Regions from separate parts of the Mus musculus genome. Here region 1 is linked to region 2. Evidence: chromatin contacts called from ENCODE Hi-C or POLR2A ChIA-PET data. All regions are on one chromosome and are shown on one strand. The core of a region is the stretch at or near the end of the contact, and the rest is flanking DNA. Distances in the headings are between cores, read along the strand shown.

Evidence for each region. A loop is a pair of places that touch in the nucleus more often than their neighbours do. ChIA-PET counts read pairs that join two places held with the same protein, here RNA polymerase II (POLR2A).
Region 1: POLR2A ChIA-PET joins it to region 2 with 19 read pairs in embryonic stem cell. The contact joins the promoter of H2ac8 here to the promoter of C230035I16Rik in region 2. A Hi-C loop is called at or near these places in 2 of 37 maps with a recorded cell type or tissue (heart and v-Abl transformed pro-B cells). POLR2A ChIA-PET finds 5 or more read pairs at or near these places in 4 of 5 experiments (Patski and embryonic stem cell).

What each region holds. Positions count from the first base shown.
Region 1 is chr13:23,568,555-23,574,031 of GRCm38, reverse strand. It overlaps H2ac8 (H2A clustered histone 8), which reads left to right and starts at 2,812. Exons shown (of 1, transcript NM_178187.4): 1 at 2,812-3,369. The coding sequence starts at 2,924. The coding sequence ends at 3,316. H2bc8 (H2B clustered histone 8) reads right to left here and starts at 2,632. Exons shown (of 1, transcript NM_178196.4): 1 at 2,169-2,632. The coding sequence starts at 2,599. The coding sequence ends at 2,219. It overlaps H2bc7 (H2B clustered histone 7), which reads left to right. Exons shown (of 1, transcript NM_178195.3): 1 at 1-272. The coding sequence ends at 222.
Region 2 is chr13:23,427,577-23,432,900 of GRCm38, reverse strand. C230035I16Rik (RIKEN cDNA C230035I16 gene) reads left to right here and starts at 1,884. Exons shown (of 4, transcript NR_015492.1): 1 at 1,884-2,191; 2 at 2,549-2,672; 3 at 4,489-4,596; 4 at 4,849-4,925. It overlaps n-TAagc13 (a tRNA gene), which reads right to left and starts at 1,489; the gene lies at 1,417-1,489. It overlaps n-TYgta6 (a tRNA gene), which reads left to right and starts at 4,075; the gene lies at 4,075-4,163.

The DNA.
Region 1 (5,477 bases), core at 1,563-4,062, 140 kb before region 2:
GGCATCTCCTCCAAGGCCATGGGCATCATGAACTCGTTTGTGAACGACATCTTCGAGCGCATCGCGAGCGAGGCTTCCCGCCTGGCGCATTACAACAAGCGCTCGACCATCACGTCCCGGGAGATCCAGACGGCCGTGCGCCTGCTGCTGCCCGGGGAGCTGGCCAAGCACGCCGTGTCGGAGGGCACCAAGGCTGTCACCAAGTACACCAGCTCCAAGTGAGTTCCTTTAACACACACTCCTAACCCAAAGGCTCTTTTCAGAGCCACCTACCCTTTCAAAAAGGGAGCTGTTGCCAGACACCGAATACTGTTTAATCCTCCAAGAAAAATTGTAACATTGGATGTTGATACTTAGTAACAGTTGTTACTTTTATGTTCTGTGTAGAAAAAAAAAAAGACGTGCCTGTAAATTCATTGGCGTAATGAAAGACCCACAACGTGAGGACTCCACCACCTTCTGACTCAGGAGAGGCGACACCCCAAAATCAACGAGAAACGGTCTTGCTGCAAATTGCAAGAGGATTTTTATTCAAGAGCAGTCTCGGGCCCACGGTCATACACCACCCAGGGGTAGAGGACCGTGGCGCCCCGAGTAGCTGAGTAAGGGGGTATTCAAAGGAAGGAACCACAACTCAAGGAGGTGGGGAGGGCGTTGTTAGAAAATACCAAAAATACCAGTTAAGAGTCACAAAGAAGTACAAAGTCACAGTTTCTAAGAGCCCCTAACAATCTAAGAGCCCCTAGCAATAGCACCTTTGCATAGTGGGTTCCAGCAATGGTCAGGGTGGGTCAGGGTGACTTTCTTTGAATGAACACTCTTTGAACCCAGAAAGCACGTGGGTGGAGGAAGGAATCTTGATATCTGTTTTATGATTAGCATACCTTGGAGCACTGAGTTTACTACTCTTTCAGTAAATGTGAAGAATTTTATTGTTTCCAACTATAGTGAATAGCATATGGCATGCTTTGAGATTCCTAAGTAGTCTAGACATCACCTTTTCCCCCAATTTGTAAAAAATCTTGTAAGTGAAATATGAAGTGGTTAATTTCTAACCTTTTTGTGGGTTCATGTCAGTTGGATTATACACACATGCACAAATATATTAGCCTCATGTAGCTAGTATGACCTTAACTTCAGAATCTGGCCTCTCCCCCAGAAACTGGCACTAACTACTGGATTGTGCCAACTTGAGGTTTTCCTACAGTATTTTTTTGAATTAAGCTTCTAGTGTATTAGCTTTATAGAAGTAGAAGTTTCTGAAACTTATCAAGAAACGTGTTCCTATTTGCTTTCTCTTTGAGAAGTTAGCTGTCGGAATCTACATTGTGATTCATGATGCTGGATAGGAATTGCCATACCTGGATGAACTGGTAGACTGTCCAAACAAAAGAGCATGTTTTCATCTACTATGAGAAATTTAAGCAATACAACTTATTCCAGACTTTAGGATATTGTCACAGATCTCATCTAATATGCAATTGCTTGAACATTTAACAGTAGAAGAGGAAACTGGAACACAGGGTAGTGACTAAGCAAAAGATATAACTGCAATCAATTGCCTTGAAACTAAAGGAAGCATCAAGGAGAGAGCAGCTTAGAACATCTGAAAGCAACTTTGGATCCTCACTTGGCTTAGATCAAAGCATAACCTTCATTGAGACTTATTAAAATTTAAAATGCAGTTTTATAATGTATTCTCACAGGTTCAAAATTTACTGATGTTAATACTAGAATTACACTTTTCTTTAGTGTTTTAATGGGAGAGTGATGCTGGCAGTTTAGAATTACACTGGCATCAATGTTAGCCTCTGTTGGTTACCTCATTGGTCATAAAAAAACAATGCCATAAAAACCTATCCTAGCACTCCCTTCGTACAATGTAATCACATCTGAAAGGGAATAGTTGAAATAATGAAGAGAAAACTTGAAAATTTCATTCCACTTCTTATGCACTCTGGAGAAGAAAATCTAAGGACTGAAGCCATCAATCAGCTCTCAAAAGGTAGTTACTGTGTAGTTTACAAATTGATAGTGTATCTGGCAGCGCGTTGGTTACACTGAGGCAAACATATTCTTCACACTAACATACACTTAGCTAATATTGTGTCATTTCCCAGCGTTATAATACAAAAGCCAAGCATTACAAAGCACTTAAAGTGACAGTATGGGTGGCTCTGAAAAGAGCCTTTGGGTTAGGAGTGTGAGTTAAATGAACTCACTTGGAGCTGGTGTACTTAGTGACAGCCTTGGTGCCCTCCGACACGGCGTGCTTGGCCAGCTCCCCGGGCAGCAGCAGGCGCACGGCCGTCTGGATCTCCCGGGACGTGATGGTCGAGCGCTTGTTGTAATGCGCCAGGCGGGACGCCTCGCCCGCGATGCGCTCGAAGATGTCGTTCACGAACGAGTTCATGATGCCCATGGCCTTGGAGGAGATGCCGGTGTCGGGGTGCACTTGCTTCAGCACCTTGTACACGTACACCGAGTAGCTCTCCTTGCGGCTGCGCTTGCGCTTCTTGCCGTCCTTCTTCTGGGCCTTGGTCACGGCCTTCTTGGAGCCCTTCTTCGGGGCAGGAGCGGACTTCGCAGGCTCGGGCATGGTAGAAACAAGCAACAAAGAGAAAGATAAAACAGGAAATGAGATGTGGGAGAAGCTTCGTTCTTGCCATTTTATAGAGGTTCTATGCAAATAAGGGACTCAAAAGTAGTCAACTCTGATTTGAAGGCCAGTTAGTGACACCATTACCCAAATTAGATTGTATTGTACCTCTTTCCTTATTGGCTGCAGAGGAAAGATAGTTTTAACCAATCACACATCAGCTTTTCCACTTCCATGTACGAGTATAAGTAGCTTCTCGTCTGGCCTTTTAGTACCGCTTCGTTGTAATTCTTTGCAATTATAATTTCCTACCTTCTTGCGTCAATGTCTGGACGTGGCAAACAGGGTGGCAAGGCTCGCGCCAAGGCCAAGACCCGCTCCTCCCGGGCCGGCCTGCAGTTTCCCGTGGGCCGCGTGCACCGGCTGCTCCGCAAAGGCAACTACTCGGAGCGCGTGGGCGCCGGCGCCCCGGTGTACCTGGCGGCCGTGCTGGAGTACCTGACGGCCGAGATCCTGGAGCTGGCGGGCAACGCGGCCCGCGACAACAAGAAGACGCGCATCATCCCGCGCCACCTGCAGCTGGCCATCCGCAACGACGAGGAGCTCAACAAGCTGCTGGGCCGCGTGACCATCGCGCAGGGCGGCGTCCTGCCCAACATCCAGGCCGTGCTGCTGCCCAAGAAGACCGAGAGCCACCACAAGGCCAAGGGGAAATAAGATCTTTCTTCTAATCTCGTAAAAAAAACAAAGGCTCTTTTCAGAGCCATTCACTTAATTCAGTAAAGTGCTGAAATACTATAAGCCTTAAGTGGATTTAGGACTAAAATTTCCGATTTGTATTCAATGGCATAAGAAAATTCAACCTGTCAATTGTCCCCCAGCTTCTCCAATAAATGGGTCAATTTTTTTCAGATTCATAAGATTGCCCACTAGGACATGTGTGCATATGAGCAAAATGACCGTGAAGTTACTTTTATGCCAAGAGTATCAATTTCCATGAAACAACAGAATTGTAATTATTTGGCAACATGGTTAAAATGTTCTGCACATGTTACTGTGCACATAACGTTCTGACACAATAGGGTAGGTAAAGCCCTGCTAATGACATGGAGGGTTGCTTTTGATTTTGGGTTTTATTTTCTAGGCAGCGTCTTAACTAGTAGCTCCGGCTGTCTTGGAACTCATTAAGTTGTTCAAACTGGCTTCAATCTCACAGAGATCCTGCCTCTACCTTCCTTTTGGTAGGATTAAAGGCTTGACCACTATGCCCAGCCAATGCAGGCTAAAGGGCTTTTGGCTTCAGAAAAAAAAAAAAAAAAGACTCAAAGCCAGTATTCATTAAAACTAAAGTGAACTTGATTTGTTTTAATTATTCAATCTTGATTAATTCTATTTCATTATTTGTGAAAGTTGAGCAGTTCAAAGACTGGAACTTAAAAAGTAGAAGTACTAAAAAATGAAGTCTGAGATGGCAAAGTACTGTTCAACTACTACTTAATACTCATTGCTTGCATTAATGTGCATATTTCAAGTTATTTTTTTTTAACTTATGTTAAAGGGTGTATTTTGCCACATGCAGTTGGTGTTCTCACAGACTTGAAAAGTCTCACATCTCCCGGTGTAGAGTTATCTGCTGATGTGATTTGATAGGCAGAAATGAGTACTGGATTCCAATTCATGTCCTCTGGAGAAGCAACAAATATTCTTCACTGCTGAGCCATCTCTACAGCCTATTCATCCATTTGCTTATCCACTGACAATGTCACTGCAGACCTGGCTGACCTTATATCCATGATTAACTTCAAATTCATAGCAATCCCCCTATTTTACCCTACTTTGTTCTGGGAATATAAACAAGAATCACTTTGTCCTGTTGAGAGTTAAATACATTGACAGTACAAGAAGTGTGACTGGAATCATTTCTATGTATTGACAATAAAAGGGAGCATTGGATAATAGGAGGTTTAGTTCGAAGAAACCTTTATAACTACAATCATTGTGGTAATGTCTAGAAAAGGCAATACAAATCAATTTGTAATCAAATTCCAGTCCAGCAGGTAGGTCTCAGTAGACTACACAGTAAAGGACCACCTTCTTTCAAAGAAAACGAAAATGAAAACTGTGCCTTTACTTACTTTACTTACTGATAGTTATGGGGTATGAAATGCAAATAATTAAGTTCCAAGTACATAATAGACATGTTTGTAGTATGTAATTCCTCACTGAGAAAATCACTAGGAAGTCCTACATGGCTCAAAAGAATATAGATTATCAAGAATCTGTATAATTAGCAGGGGCTAGTTGAAAAAGTGGTCAAACAAGCAAATATTTATCAGAAATAATTACTAACCTGTGGCCTAGCTGTATTGCAATCTTTTCATTACTTTTTCTATGGGAAATGGTAATTGTGCTTTGAAATGAAACAAAGTGTCAATTGCCAGGCTCTTTCAAGTGAGAATCTCAAAGCACCAACTGGGGGTGGGGGACTTAACAAAAAACTAAAACCATGAGCCCCTAAAATATTTCTGAAGACTATCAGCAAACCTTTTAGACTAAACTTAAATATTACAACGAAAGGATGCACATCCCATGATGGCCTCAATCCCAAAATTCAAATATTTTTCAACAGAAGTTTGAGCTCCTCCATGATGTCCAGAGCTCCCTTTCTTGTTGTCCGCAGATGAAGAATCTGCATTTTCTACTTCCCTCGGGCAAACACTGAACGTGTAACATAGGAGTTGGGGTGGAGGGCTAATGTTTAATTTTCAGAGCTAAGCAACCTGAAAAGACCAGAACCATCTATCATAGCCACCTCTTTGGGATCATTCAAGTCAATGGCATACTTCTTTAACTCATGATTTTAATTGGGTAAAATTAA
Region 2 (5,324 bases), core at 635-3,134:
TGTGCAAAGTAGTGACTGTAGATTTTATAATTTGTTCTCTGTAATAGTTTTTAATACTTCCAAGCAGGCTTTGACGTCATAGATCACATAACCCCACCCCTGGAGATCCTTGTGCCCTGGAATAAAGGGGCCGGCGACGACCTGTAGACACGAGGTTTGGGGCCGGGTGTGCTCCTGAACCCGCCCAGTGGCCGAGAGTGAATACAGGTCCTGTGGTTAATCGGTGGGGCACGCGCGCCCTCCAGTAGTCAGAGCGTTCTCAGCAGCTGGACCTCAGGCTCAAGTTTCTCAGTAGGCATCTTCCTATCACCTCACGGCAGGAGGAAAATCCTGTTCCTTCAAGCTTTTGGTTTAACTATGTTACGATGGTTTTGTTTCAAGAGTCTGGGGGGAAATTGGTGTAAATCAGAATGACCTGGAGACATTTTACAACCTAGGGGATGCGAATTTAAAAAGTTATACAGGCGATTTTAATGTGCTGCAAGGGCTTTAAAACGCTGCTAGAGCGTTTCTCTTAAAAAACAAACAAAACAAAACAAAACAAAACAAAACAAATGGCATTGCTGGAAACGGAATGGCAGTTTTAGGGGAGAAATGCAAGAGGAGATTTAGTTCAAAGAAAATACAGAGAAACCCTGTCTCGAAAAATAAAAAAAGAAAAGAAAAAAAAAGAAAGAAAATCTCACCTATCAGTAGCGCATATTTGCTAATTTTGTGCTAATCCTTTTAAACTGCGTTACTCCTGCTCTCAAAATCAGTTACCTGTAGAATCGTGTCAATGAGAGATTAATATTAAGTAAGACAAAGTAATTGACAAAGATTTCAGTTCAACATATCGAAAGTTGTACAAGGGTTTTTGTGCTTGCAATTTCTTGTACCTTCCATCCCATGTGTCAGAACTTTTCTCTAAGCAAATAATTTTCAGAAAGATAGAAAATAGTTCAATTTTTTTCTTTAAAGATAACGTTTGGGCCTCGGATATAAAATATATTAGATAGTCCTGGACTAGGCGTTTCTGCAAGGCACAGTAAGTTCCAACCCACAAGAGCTGGTCCTACATTTCTTTCCATATCTTGGGCTGTATTCCGGGATATTCCAGTGCCGGTAACTGAACTGAAACAAAAAAAGCAAACGACCTAGATCCAAACACCGCTATATACGCTTCCCTGTCTCAACAAAGGGAACGCGTTTGCGCGTTAACAAAGGGAAAGCTGTGAGAACTTGATAGGAAAACAGGAAATACCAACTCCAGAGCTCCAAGCCATTTCCTGGAGAACAGTGTGTGGTAGGAACTAGGCCCTTCCGGGTTGCTGAGAGAACTTCTGAAATTTAACTATAGAGGTTAGAAGTAACGGATTTGGTTGTTCTTGTTCTAGCAGGGTATGATGGGAAAAGAAACAGGCATAAATGCAAAACTGGAGAATGCGGGCATCGATCCCGCTACCTCTCGCATGCTAAGCGAGCGCTCTACCATTTGAGCTAATTCCCCTTCTGATGGTAAGTGGCTGCTACCTTACTCCCTTTTGATAACTGGATGTAATTCAATGCTCGCTGTTATTTTCAGCTCATCAAACAGAAATTGTGGGAGTGGGAGTGGGGTGGGGGTGGGGGTGGGGTGGAGGGGGTGTTAGTGTGTTTGTTGATATGATTTTTTTTATGTCTAATAAAATCCGAACAAGATGATAAAAACTGAAGTGGAGAAAGTAAAATGGAGTATTTAAGAAAGAGTTTCCTGAGTTAGGGTTGGTGTTTTATAATCCCAGAACTGCAGGGAAGGGGAAGAAAGAAGTCCTAAGGCAGGAGAATTGCCCCCTCTTTGAGGCCATCTTGTTTTACATAGCAAAAAGTGAGATTGTGGCTTGGTTGTCACGGAACAGTCCCGGGGTTACTTGCGCCCTCTATAAATGAAAGACGGTACCGCCAGTTCTGGGAATCGCACAGGGGTGCGTACAAATGGACCAGGACGCGGAGAGCACGGAAACAACGGTGCTGGGACCTTGTGCACAGAATCCAGATGCCAGATGGGAATTAAACATTCGGCCGAGAAAAGCAATCTAGTTCCCTGGGCTCGACTTTGACTCACTCCTTGGTCTGCACCAATCCTCACATCCCTCAGGTCCTCTAACTTTTACGACAGTATCCAGAAATCGATTCTTTGGTCTCTACGGCTCCAGAAGGCTCGCTCATCAAGGTCAGTCCTTTGTCTGGCTGTTTTCTTCCTTTTTTCTTTTTCTTTTTCTTTTTCTTTTTTTCTTTTTCTTTTCCTTTTTTTCCTTTCTCTTTCTTTCTCTTTCCTTTCTTCTCTTCCTTCCTTTCTTTTTTTCTTCTTTTTTTAAAATCACTGCCGGAGGCCACATGGCCAAAAGTGAAAGGGTCTGTCCTGGTTAATTTCTCTTCCCTGCAGGCACTGTTTCGAGGAGTTTCAAAATTAATTTTTCCAAAGAAAATATCGAGAAACTGGTAATTTTGTTGAGGTAGAGCCATGGCCCGAAATTCACTGTGTAGTTGAAGATGACCCCGGAGTCATGATCCTTCTGCTTTCTTTCAGAAACGTTCCATTACCTTCGATTAGAAGTGGATACATATATGATTTTGGCCTAAAAAAAAATTTGCAAAAAGGGAGAATGCAAACTTGTCCTTTTCCTTTTGGATTTACGGAGTGCCAGTATCAGGTGTGGTTCCAGGTTCCCGTTCCAGGTTCCAGATAAGGCTGTGGTGAGGTCTCGAGCAGACAAGCACAAGTCCAATTGCCTCTTCTTTTGAAAGTTCGTCAAAAAGACTTCTGCTTGTGGGCTTAATGTTTATTTCTTTAAAACTCAATAAAATCGGAGCAAGATAATTAGAACTAAAAGAGAGAAAGTGAAACATTTAAGTCAGTGATTCTAGAGCCAGCTGTGGGGTGGTGTATCTCAGCAGCGGGGGTGGGTGGTGGGGGTGAGTTGGAGGCCTGCCTGGATAGCTTCATGAATACCAGCTAGTCAGAGCTAGAAAACAAGTCCTGTAAATATGAAGAAATAAATGAATAAACAAATAGGGAAAGGAAATAAAAGAAAAAGAAACACACATCCCGAAATTTGACCCCATGTCTCTGAACTGTGCAAAAAGCCCATACGAGGTCTTTCCAGGGACTTTAGACCACCCGCAACACTAGCTTTTCTCTTTTGCTTATTTATTACAGTCAGGGTTGACAAAAAGAGAATGGTTTTCTGTGGGAAGAAACTCCCTCCACATAAGAGATTTTAAATTTCACATGCTGAAATTGTATAACGAAACCCACTGTTATTCCTCTTATAGTCAGACTTGAGCTGACACTCACCACTGTCTAGATTCTTCCTTCTTATCAGACAGAATCTGCCCAATCTGACCTCTATTTATCCTTCAAATGACTGAGAAGTGTAGGCATGGAACAGGATCAAAAGACTAGCCCATTTCCAAGGCTCAGATCCATCTGCTGTGTGACTACACTCGCTGTAAGAGGTTTCCAGCAGGAACAAATTTTTGGGTTCCAGTAATACTGGACTGGTTGTTAACTTCCCAAATGCTCAGTTGTGGTCGAAGATGAGGAATATCTTAAAATTCACACTGAAGTTTCGGCATTTGCTAAATGGTGCCACATCCTGACTTTCAGGAAGAAATACCCAAGCACCAAAATACACTGGCCATGGCTGTCTACAACCCACAACTGGCTTCCCTGGTGGTCTTGTACTTGATGTAACCATATCATTTATCTAGCAAATCTAGATAAATCTAAGAGAAAGGAGGTAATCAGAAAGGACAGGGCGGCTACAGAACGTCTAGGAAAGGGTCAAGGACAGGGAATCTTACTAGTTTTTTTGTCTTTCTTGTTTTTTATATATACTCAGGAAACCATGAGCATCACTATATAGAATATATCCAATGTTTGAGAACACCTAGTTATAACATCAACAAAGCAAAATCGAGACCATATAATATTACTATGTATATACTACATATATCTTTCAATAGCTCAGTAGAGCAGAATATATAGACAGTATATACACTATTGCAGAGTATATGAGTATATATACAGTAAATATGTACCTATTTCTGAGGCTTTCGATAGTTCAGTTGGTAGAGCGGAGGACTGTAGAGTATTAACGTTGGTGATCCTTAGGTCGCTGGTTCGAGTCCGGCTCGAAGGAAGGGAGTGTTTTGATGGGTCGTTGTATTCTGTTTTTAAACCAGGAATTAGATATATGTAACAGCCACTGGGTCCCCTTGGTCTTGACATTTAGCAAAAAATTTATGAGACCAGGCCAATCTTACCCCAAAGCAAAACGTAATTATCAGTTCAGTCCCTTTGCATAGTGTGTCCCCACCACACTCTGCCCCACCTGTGACGGTTCTACACATAGCTAGAATATGTGGTCGTTTTATCTGGGACGGTAGTATTGAGAAAAGGTCGGGGTAAGGTTATAAAAGAGAGACTGGTCACTGTTTCCCTCTTTTCCTCCCCACTACCAGCAGAGTCTATTGAGGAGGAATCTCTGAAAATGACAGCTGATGGGTGTAGAGACCCACGCCCGGAATCTCAGCAACTGAAGTGGTTGAAGCAGGAGCATCTGGGCAGAGCTTGTAAGCATCTCTAGCTTCTGACTTTGTTGCTGGTGTTATGGTTTTTGGTTTTCTTTCTCAGAGGCTTTCTGGTGCACCTAGACTGTGCCAGCTCCTTATAGCCCTCCTTCAGCTCTCCAGCCTTTTGCCTATGCAGTCTCTGCTCCTAGCCTTTCATAACTAATAAACTTTAAAATTTATAAACTCCAACAAATGAAAGTCTTCCTGTATGGCTTCCGATGCTTTCCCATGGTGCTCATTTTTCTGTTTTAGGAACCAGGAAGCTGAGCGGCACCATAGGTGTTGCTAACCAAGCATAGCAGCATAATAAAAATGGAGTGATTAAATGTATTAAGTTTGAAGTATATGTTATGTTATGTTTATTTGATCCAGTATAATTGTGCAATATAACATGGGCCAGGACATTCCTAAATACATGCCGTGATTAGTTTTTCTCAACTTGACACAAGCTAGTCTTTCGGAAGAGGAAACCGCCATTGTGAAAAATGCCTCTATCAGATTTGCCTACAGGCAAGTCTGTAGAGCATTTACATAAGTAATGATTGGCGTGGAATGGCTCAGCCCACTGTAGGTGATGCCACCCTTGGGCAAATGGTTCTGGGTTGTATAAGAAGCAGGGTGATCAGACCATAGTGAGCAAACTTTTAAGCAGCACCCCTCCATGTTATTTGCTTCGCTTCCTGCCCTCAAGTGCTGGCCTTGCTTGGATTTCTGCCCAGGCTTCCCTG